Linked DNA regions of Homo sapiens: regions 1 and 3 are each linked to region 2. A link is a contact called in ENCODE Hi-C or POLR2A ChIA-PET data. All regions are on one chromosome and are shown on one strand. Each heading gives the region's core, a stretch centred on a gene start or an enhancer-like site at or near the end of the contact. The rest is flanking DNA. Distances are from core to core; before and after follow the strand shown. Region 1 holds the start of GIPR (gastric inhibitory polypeptide receptor). Region 2 holds the start of GEMIN7 (gem nuclear organelle associated protein 7). Region 3 holds the start of EML2-AS1 (EML2 antisense RNA 1).

Evidence for each region. A loop is a pair of places that touch in the nucleus more often than their neighbours do. ChIA-PET counts read pairs that join two places held with the same protein, here RNA polymerase II (POLR2A). Pooled maps may share reads with other maps.
Region 1: a pooled map shows a loop between it and region 2 (5-fold over the local background). The contact joins the promoter of GIPR here to the promoter of GEMIN7 in region 2. A Hi-C loop is called at or near these places in 2 of 37 single-sample maps with no recorded cell type and 4 of 50 pooled maps. POLR2A ChIA-PET finds 5 or more read pairs at or near these places in 1 of 52 experiments (WTC11).
Region 3: a loop to region 2 is called in a map with no recorded cell type, with 7 times the contacts of the local background. The contact joins the promoter of EML2-AS1 here to the promoter of GEMIN7 in region 2. A Hi-C loop is called at or near these places in 4 of 37 single-sample maps with no recorded cell type and 6 of 50 pooled maps.

What each region holds. Positions count from the first base shown.
Region 1 is chr19:45,666,639-45,669,470 of GRCh38, forward strand. It overlaps GIPR (gastric inhibitory polypeptide receptor), which reads left to right and starts at 1,583. Exons shown (of 14, transcript NM_000164.4): 1 at 1,583-1,660. RefSeq lists a silencer at 1,468-1,627 and an enhancer at 2,008-2,287.
Region 2 is chr19:45,077,732-45,080,509 of GRCh38, forward strand. It overlaps GEMIN7 (gem nuclear organelle associated protein 7), which reads left to right and starts at 1,529. Exons shown (of 3, transcript NM_024707.3): 1 at 1,529-1,646; 2 at 2,176-2,298. RefSeq lists a silencer at 1,347-1,606 and an enhancer at 1,776-2,543.
Region 3 is chr19:45,640,244-45,642,982 of GRCh38, forward strand. It overlaps EML2-AS1 (EML2 antisense RNA 1), which reads left to right and starts at 1,251. Exons shown (of 2, transcript NR_130729.1): 1 at 1,251-1,523; 2 at 1,982-2,597. It also overlaps a transcript of EML2 not described here. RefSeq lists enhancers at 1,658-1,717, 2,239-2,739, 2,248-2,507, 2,518-2,567.

The DNA of each region.
Region 1 (2,832 bases), core at 333-2,832, 590 kb after region 2:
AGCCTGGGTGACAGAGTGAGACCCTGTCTAGAAAAAATAATAAATAAAATGAATTAAAATAAATGAATAAATAAATAAATAAAAGTTGAGGCTGGGTGTGATGGCACATCCCTGTAGTCCCAGCACTTTGGGAGGCCGAGGCAGGAGGATTGCTTGAGGCCAAGAGTTGGAGACCAGCATGGCCAACATGGTGAAACCCCATCTCTACTAAAAATACAAAAATTTTAGCTGGGTGTGGTGGCACACACCTGTAGTCCCAGCTACTCGGGAGGCTGAGGCAGGAGAATCTCCTGAACCCTGGAGGCGGAGGTTGAAGTGAGCCAAGATGGCGCCACTGCACTCCATCCTGGGTGACAGAGTGAGACCCTGTCTCAAAAAAAAAAAAGTTGAAATTATTTTTTAATAAAATGGTGGGGCATGGTGGCTCATGCCCATAGTCCCAGCTAGTCAAGAGGCTGAGTTAAGAGGATCCCTTGAGCCCAGGAAGTGGAGGCTGCAGTGAGCTATAATTGTTCCAGTGCACTCCACTCTCATAAATAAATAAATAAATAAAATGTAAAAAGGATTGTATGGGCCGGGTGTGGTGGCTGTCGCCTGTAATCCCACCACTTTGGAAGGCCAAGACATGTGGAACACCTGAGGTCAGGAGTTTGAGACCAGCCTGGGCAACATGGTGAAACACCGTCTCTACTAAAAATACAAAAATTAGTCGGTTGTGGTGGTGTGTGCCTGGAATCCCAGCTACTTGGGAGGCTGCGGTGGGAGAATTGCTTGAACCCAGGAGGCGGAGGTTGCAGTGAGCTGAGATCATGCTTCTGTACTCCAGCCTCAGCAACAGAGGAAGACTCTGTCTCAAAAAAAAAAAATTCTATGTCTGCGAGTAACCACACAACTGCATACTGCGTATATTTATTTCATGACAATCCTTCCTTGAACCCCTGCTCTTAACGATTTTGGGGACCCAGTGGTGACCCAGATGTCCTGGCTCTACCCTCCTGGGCCACACAGGCTAGCAGGGCAACAGTGTTTGTGATGAAACCCGGTGATTGCGTGAATGTGTGGGTGATTGACAGTGTTGTTGGAACTGTGAGACACTGTGAGCGTTACTGTGTGTGTGCAGGAGTCCATAGCCCTGGGTACATGACTGTGTGTCACAGTGGATGACTGTCCACCTGTGAGTGAGAGACTGTGGCTGTCTGGGTGTGACCATGGGACTGTATGGGTGTGACTGAATGTGTGACTGTGTGAGTAACAGCTTGTGAGGTTCTGTGACTGTGCCTTTCCATGGCTCAGCCTATGGGATTGTGTGTGACACTGCATGTTTGATTGAGTGACTGAGGCTCTGGGAATGAGTGGCGGTGGGGGCGGGTACCTGTGGGTGGGACAGCATGAGAGATTGTACACACTTGGTGCAGGGGTCCTCAGGACGATAAGGACAATTCAGTAACTGCCCTCCCTCATGACCTTGATGACTGCCCCCTGCTCGGCTCTCTGCCCCAGAGCTCCCCGCTTCCGTTCCCTGTCCCGCCTTGGCCCCGCCCCCTCCCATCACCCCGGGCTGCCAGCGCCTGTCACCTCTCCCAGAGCCGAGACAAGGCAGTTGGAGGCAGCGGTGGCAGGGGCTGCAGGAGCAAGTGACCAGGAGCAGGACTGGGGACAGGTGAGGGCTCCCCAATCCCAGCCCATTCTCCCTGCCCCCCCTTGACCTCTCAAGTCTCTGGCACTCTCCCTCTCTGCTTCTCTGCCCTGCCTTTGTCTCTCTGTCTCTGTGCCCACCACCATCTCTGCTCATCTCTGTCTCTTGATGTCTCTGTCTGCGTGTTTCCATCTCTGGTTAGCTGCTAGATAACTTCTCTTTCCCCTGCTCTGTCTCCCTCCACGTCTCTGCCTCTTCTTTGTCTCCTAGCCCACATCTGCGTCTCTTTCTCTGTTTGTTTTTCTCTGGTCTCTGGCTGGGGGTCTCATTCTGTCCCTCCGTCTCTGCGCCTCTCAGTCTTTACATTTCTGTCTCTTGTGTCTGTGACGCCGTTGTCTGTCCTTCTGAGGCTCGACCTGAGATCCTCTCTGCTTCCGTCTTTCTCTACGTGGAGCCGCGGGGGCGCGGGTGAGTGGGTGTCGGGCGTTAGACCGATTTCCAGGCATCTGCACATCTAACCCCGGATCTGTCGCTTCTCTAGTCCCTAAGTATTTGGATGCTGGGAAAGGGTTGTTCCACTTACTCTGGGCTTTATCTACCCCCAGCGGGGAAAGTTTTGTAAGGTCAGGTTCCTATGTGTGCTAGAAAACCCTTTGGGCTTGGAGAGTGGGAGCTCGGATGGGCGTTTCAAGTTCTCCACCAGGCTGTGGGAACTCAGATGGGCGTTTCAAGTACCCCACTAGGGGGTACTGAAAACCTTCAAGTTTTTCAGTTCCCCATAGAAAAGGGGTCTAGGCTGACGGTTTCTACCCCCTCCTCTCCAAGGCGGTCCCCGGGTTCCCAGGAGTCTGTAGGTCCAGACTTCGGTGACACTGACACTTCCGCCCAGCGTAGCTCTAGGGCAACCGCCCGCTCAGCAAACACCCCCCCCTTCCACCTTTGCTGCCCCAACAACAGTCAGGGGAGGCCGGGGAATCACTTAAGGGGCCCCGCCCACCACCGGAGTTCCACCCACTCCGCGTGCCTCTCCCTCCCCCCAGATCATCACGCCTGGGAGTTGCGGGAGCGGGTGCGCTGCCTCGGAGTCCCGCGTGTATACGGCTCCCCAGCCGTCTGCCCCTGTGTGTGAATCCCTGAGGCGGGGTGACGCTGGGGTTGGAGTAGGAGGGCAGAGGTGCTGACCTTGCCCTGGGACC
Region 2 (2,778 bases), core at 279-2,778:
TCCATGACCTCCATCTGTCCCCAGTTCCCTCTTGGATCTCACTTTCTCCATCTGTCAAAGGAGGTAGGGCAGGTTGGAACTAGAGGGTTATCTGAGGTGGTTTCTTCTTCACTGCCGCCTCCTCTGATCACCCTTTTTTTTTTTGTAATTTTTAATTTTTCAAAAAAAATTATTTTTAAATAGAGACAGGGACTCGCTTTGTTGCCCTGGTTGGTCTGAAACTCTTGGCTTGAAGCGCTCCTCCTGCTTCAGCATCCCAAAGTGCTGAGATTACAGGTGTGAGACACTGCACTCAGCCTCAGACCACCCAATTTTAAGTTCCATGGCAACCCAGCCACCCACTATCCCATTGCCCTTATTTTACTCTTTTTTTTTTTTTTTTTTTTTGAGATGGAGTTTCACTCTTGTTGCCCAGGCTGGAGTGCAGTGGCACGACCTCAGCTCACTGCAACCTCCGCCTCCCGGGTTCAAGTGATTCTCCTGCCTGAGCCTCCGGAGTAGCTGGGATTACAGATGCCCGGCTAATTTTTCTATTTTTAGTAGAGACAGGGTTTCACCATGTTGGCCAGGCTGGTCTCGAACTCCTGACCTCAGGTGATCCACCCGCCTCAGCCTCCCAAAGTGCTGGAATTACAGGCGTGAGCCACCGTGCCCGGCCTATTTTATTCTTTATACATCACTTTGATCAAACCCTGAAGGATCTTGTTTACATATTTGCTCATTTTACCCTATTCTGTCCCTTCTACCCCCACTAGAACGTAGGTTCTAGGAGGCAGGATGGGAGTCTGTCTTGTTCATAAATACAACCCCTACTCGTTCATAGTTAAGTCAACAAATATTTATTGCGCACCTACTATGTGTCTGATGATATTCTTTCAACAGATATTTGCAGAGCACCAAATTGTGTACCTGGCACTAGGCCTTGGTGATCTAGTGGAAAGCAAAGGCCCACAGGATCCCTGCGTAAAGAGGACCCCGCAAGGAGAAAGTGAATTCTGACTGGGCCTGGAATAGGGAGGTTCATATTCCCCATTCAAGGCCTCAGTTTCCCCCTTTGTAAAATGGGACTGCAGGGAGAGCTGGAGGACAAAATGACCGCCTCTGATCCAGCCCAGCTACTTTCTTAGTATGCGGCATCTGAAACCATGATCTCCAGGTTTCCTGTAGAGGAGCGGGGGTTCCCACTGGAAGCAAGGGGTTAGGAGTGGGTATGTGTAGGGGGATGGGGATGCAAAGACCGAGCTCTGCCCTTAACCCAGCAGGGAGGAAGTCTTCCCCTCTCTGAACCTCAGTTTCTTCCTGCCTAAAATGGGCATCCCAGACGCCCCCAACTCGCAGGCAGGAAGATCGGTCCCAAGTGCCCCGCAAAGCCGCGGGCCAGGTGGCGACCCGGGCTGTGCTGGCTTCCAAGCCTGCGAGCCAGCCCGCGACCACGTGGGGCAGTGGCGGCGGCGCGGGCGGAACCCAGGCTCCGCGGCTTGCGGCCTGCCCGGGCCTCTGCAGCGGGGGCGCCGGCGGAAGTGGGGACACCAGTAGCCGCGGACCTCGGTGAGTACAAGGTGGTGGGGGGTCGCCAGCAGGTTCCCTCTCCCCGGCCCCAGCTCTGGACGCTCACCCCAGTGCAACGCCCTGAGTGACGGAAAGAGGTAGGACCGCGCCTGCAGCGCCGGCTGGAGGGACGTTCTGGTCCCCAGACGCTCCTATCAGGGACTGTTTGATCCCGATCGCCGGCAGCGGGAATGCCCCACGCGGGTGGGGTGAGGAGAAGGGAGAAGGAGAAAAACTTCCCCTCCGGAAAATAATAAATGGCCACGATAACAGAAGCATCGGTGGCAGTCATCCCGCTTTACCTGGAGCGGAATCGCTCGCTCAGTCTGAGCCTGGAGGTGGGAAGAAGGTCCAGTCCGAACGCCCAGGGCGGTGTGGGGAGTGGACGCCTGGGGGCCGGGAGGACCTACTTAGTATAAGAAAAGGAGAGCAATGGGTGGTCAGGGCGGAATTGAAAGGAAACTGACCGGCCCCAGGGGAGAAGGGGAGGGGAGAGATTCTGTGCTTGGGGTTCTGACCCTCTCGGGTGGCCCCATTTAGCTAATTTGCATCAAGATTCAGCAGCCGATGATGTCTGTATGTGTGTGTGTGTCTGTGGACACGTCAACACCTTGGTTAATTAATTAGGTCTGGCGGCTTCTCTGTTGACAACTCAGCTGGTTCCACACCCTGGCAATTGTGAAGAGTTGGCCAAATGTTTGTCCACTGAGCTGATCTCCTCTCTGGAGCACCGGGGCCACCAGGAGGGAGGTCTGTGAAACCCCTGCCCCTGCCATTGACCTAAGTGTTGGGCTCTTGAATCTAACAGACTAGTTTTTCAAGTCGTGGGGGATGGGCTTGGGCATTTTTCCCTGAAACCTTCGGAAATCCTTGCCTTGGAGACTGAAAGGATAAAGGCCTCTGGGGCCAGGTCACCAGGGACAATGGATAACGCCTGCCTCTACCCTCCTGGGCACACCCTGTGTGATCTTTCTTAAACCAGTTTCTTATCAGGTCACACCTTGGCTCCACAGTCTGCCTTTCTACATGGGGCACGGGTGAGGACCAGAGTTTGCTCCCTCTTCCTCCACCCTCCAGCTTGCACCAAGGAAATGATTTTTTTTTTTTTTTTTTTGAAACAGAGTCTCACTCTGTGGCCCAGGCTGGGGTGCAGAGGCGTGATCTCCGCTCACTGCAACCTCCGTCTCCCTGGTTCAAGGGATTCTCCTGCCTCAGCCTCCTGCGTAGCTG
Region 3 (2,739 bases), core at 1-2,500, 560 kb after region 2:
GGTGTGGCTCTGTCGACCAAACTGGAGTGCAATGGCGTGATCATGGCTCACTGAAACCTCGAATTTCCTAGGCTTAAGTGAGCCTCCTGCCGCAGCCTCCCAAGTAGCTGGGTCTACAAGCGAAGGCCAGCACGCCCGGCTATTTTCTTTCTCTCTCTTTTTTTTTTTGTTTTTTGTTTTTTGTTTTTTGTTTGTTTGTTTAACGGAGTCTTGCTCTGTCAGCAGGCTGGAGTGCAGTGGCGCGATCTCAGCTCACTGCAACCTCCGCCTCCCGGGTTGAAGTGATTCTCCTGCCTCAGCCTCCCGAGTAGCTGGGACTACAGGCACGCGCCACCACGCCCATTTTTGTATTATTAATAGACAGGGGGTTTCACCATGTTGGCCAGGATGGTCTCGATCTCTTGACCTTGTGATCCACCCGCCTAGGCCTCCCGAAGTGCTGGGATTACAGGCGTGAGCCACCGCGCCAGGCCTAATTTATTTTCATTTTTAGTAAAGACGAGGGCTCGCTATTTTGCCCAGCCTGGTCTCGAACTCCTGAGCTCAAGCGATGATTCCCGCCTCCGCCTCCCAAACTGCTAGAATTATATAGCCTTAGTTTTTGACTCTGTCCAGATCTTCAGTATGGCCCCGCCTCTGGAGTTGACCACGCCTGTCATTCTGAGCCTCCCTTCTAACCCTGTCCCTGAGTTGACTCAGTTGCTTGAGAATTGACTGCTACCTCCCGCCAACGCTCCTTCTCCGGCCCGCCAGGCATTCTGATTACGTCCATTTTCACGTATTCCTTATGTGAATACCTTCGAGGCCTCCAAGTTGGCTGCACCTCTTGGCATTTGACCACGCCCCTACGGCCCCGCCCAACCTTTAAGCCACGCCCTTTTCAACCTGGCAGTGCCCCCCGATTTTGATGTCAAAGCTTCTGGAATCTGGAATGCCTCCACCTGGTCTCAGCCTCTGTTACTCCGTACCCCAGATTTTAATTTCGCCCAGGCGAACACTGTGGCTGCACCCTTAAATTCCTCAGACTCCCTCTTTCCTTGTAGAAACTCTGTGGCTGCTGCCTTGACTTCATCCCTGAAACTCAACGGGGCCTCTCCTGTACCTTAATAACCACGCCCATAAGCCAAGCTCCTCCCTGACTTCCTCACCCAGTAGACCTGACCGTCCAGCTTCTAAAAACTCTGGCCACGCCCCTCAATATTGACTCCGCCCTCCCAGACCTTCCACTGTTACCGTGCCACCTCAAGATTGGTCCCTCCAAGGCTCTGGCACCGTCCCCGCTTTTGAACTAGCTGGCCCCACTCTAGGTTACGACCTCGTGGCCTGGGGCATGACTACATTTCTCGACCATTTCCTCCCTATCTCTTTCTGCGGCTTGACGCCGCCCCAGTCCTTACCCTTCCTTTTTGGCGCTACAGTTGCTGCTGGAGGATGTGGTCCGGCTGCGGGGGTCCTCACGGCGCACCGAGGCGAGGCGCTCTGGTGACAAGTAGCGGCGGACACTGCTAAAAGAGAGCACACAGGTGGGGGCAGAGCCTTCTAGGCCAGCAGGCGAGTGCCGTGAGCAAGCGAGATTCTCCCTGCACCCTCTGCTGCTGGAGCTCAGGCAAACAAACCACCTCTGTCTCCCACGAGGTCTTGGAAGAGGCTGGGGGTCCCGGCCTTGTGCCTTACCTGCGCCCGGAGGTCGCCTCCTTCTTGGGAGAGGATGGGGACGTGGCATAGCCACCCACGCGCCGCGGGGGTCCCGAGCCATTAAGGGGCGTCCTGGTGGGAAGGCCTTTCAAGAGCTGACACACTGGAGGGATGGGGTTAGGGGACAGAAGAGGGTGAGTATAAGGACCAGGCCCCGGTCCTCCCCATCCCACCCCTCCAGTCTAACGGGGATACCCGAGGCAGTGGTGCCTAAGCGCGGAGGCGCCCGGCCCTTGGGGGTGCCCCGCGCGCGTAGCGCCGCTCCCTGTTCTTCGCATGCCCGCAGGCGACGCAGAGCATCCGCCAGCGCCGCCTTTAGGACCGCCAGCTCGTCTTCCTGTAACTGCAGCCGCTGCTCCAGCGCCGACACGCGGTCGTCCACTTCCATACCGCTCGTGCCCGACAAATTGTCATCTGGAAGACGGGGGAGTGCCGGCTGCAGGGCCACCCAGGAGCTCCAGTGCCCAAGGGGTCCCTCCCGCCTTCCTGGGTCTAAGCGGGGGGCCAGCCACGCCCCTTTCCTGTCCCGCTACCTGGGGCTGGGACACTTGGACATGAGCCAAGGAAGAGGACTCTGAAGGGGGAAGGAAATCCCCACAGCTCTCCAACCCATCCGCACACTCCTCTCTGCCACAGCGCGCTGGCCGTGTGACCTTGGGGAAGTCCCTTCCCTCTTATTTTCTAAGAGTCTGTGAACCCAGGAGCCTCTCGCTCTGGCTTTAAGATGCTATGACTAAGACGTGACCAGGCGCAGTGGCTCACGCCTGTAACCCCAGCACTTTGGGAGGCCGAGGCGGGCGTATCACGAGGTCAGGAGATCGAGACCATCCTGGCCAACATGGTGAAACCCCGTCTCTACTAAAATAAAATTAAATTAAAAATAAAATAAAATTTAAAAAAAAGCCGGGCGTGGTGGCGCGTGCCTGTAGTCCCAGCTACTCCGGAGGCTGAGACGGGAATCGCTTGAACCCGGGGGGTCGGAGGTTGCCGTGAGCCAAGATCGCGCCACTGCACTCCAGCCTGGCCACAAAGCGAGACTCCGTC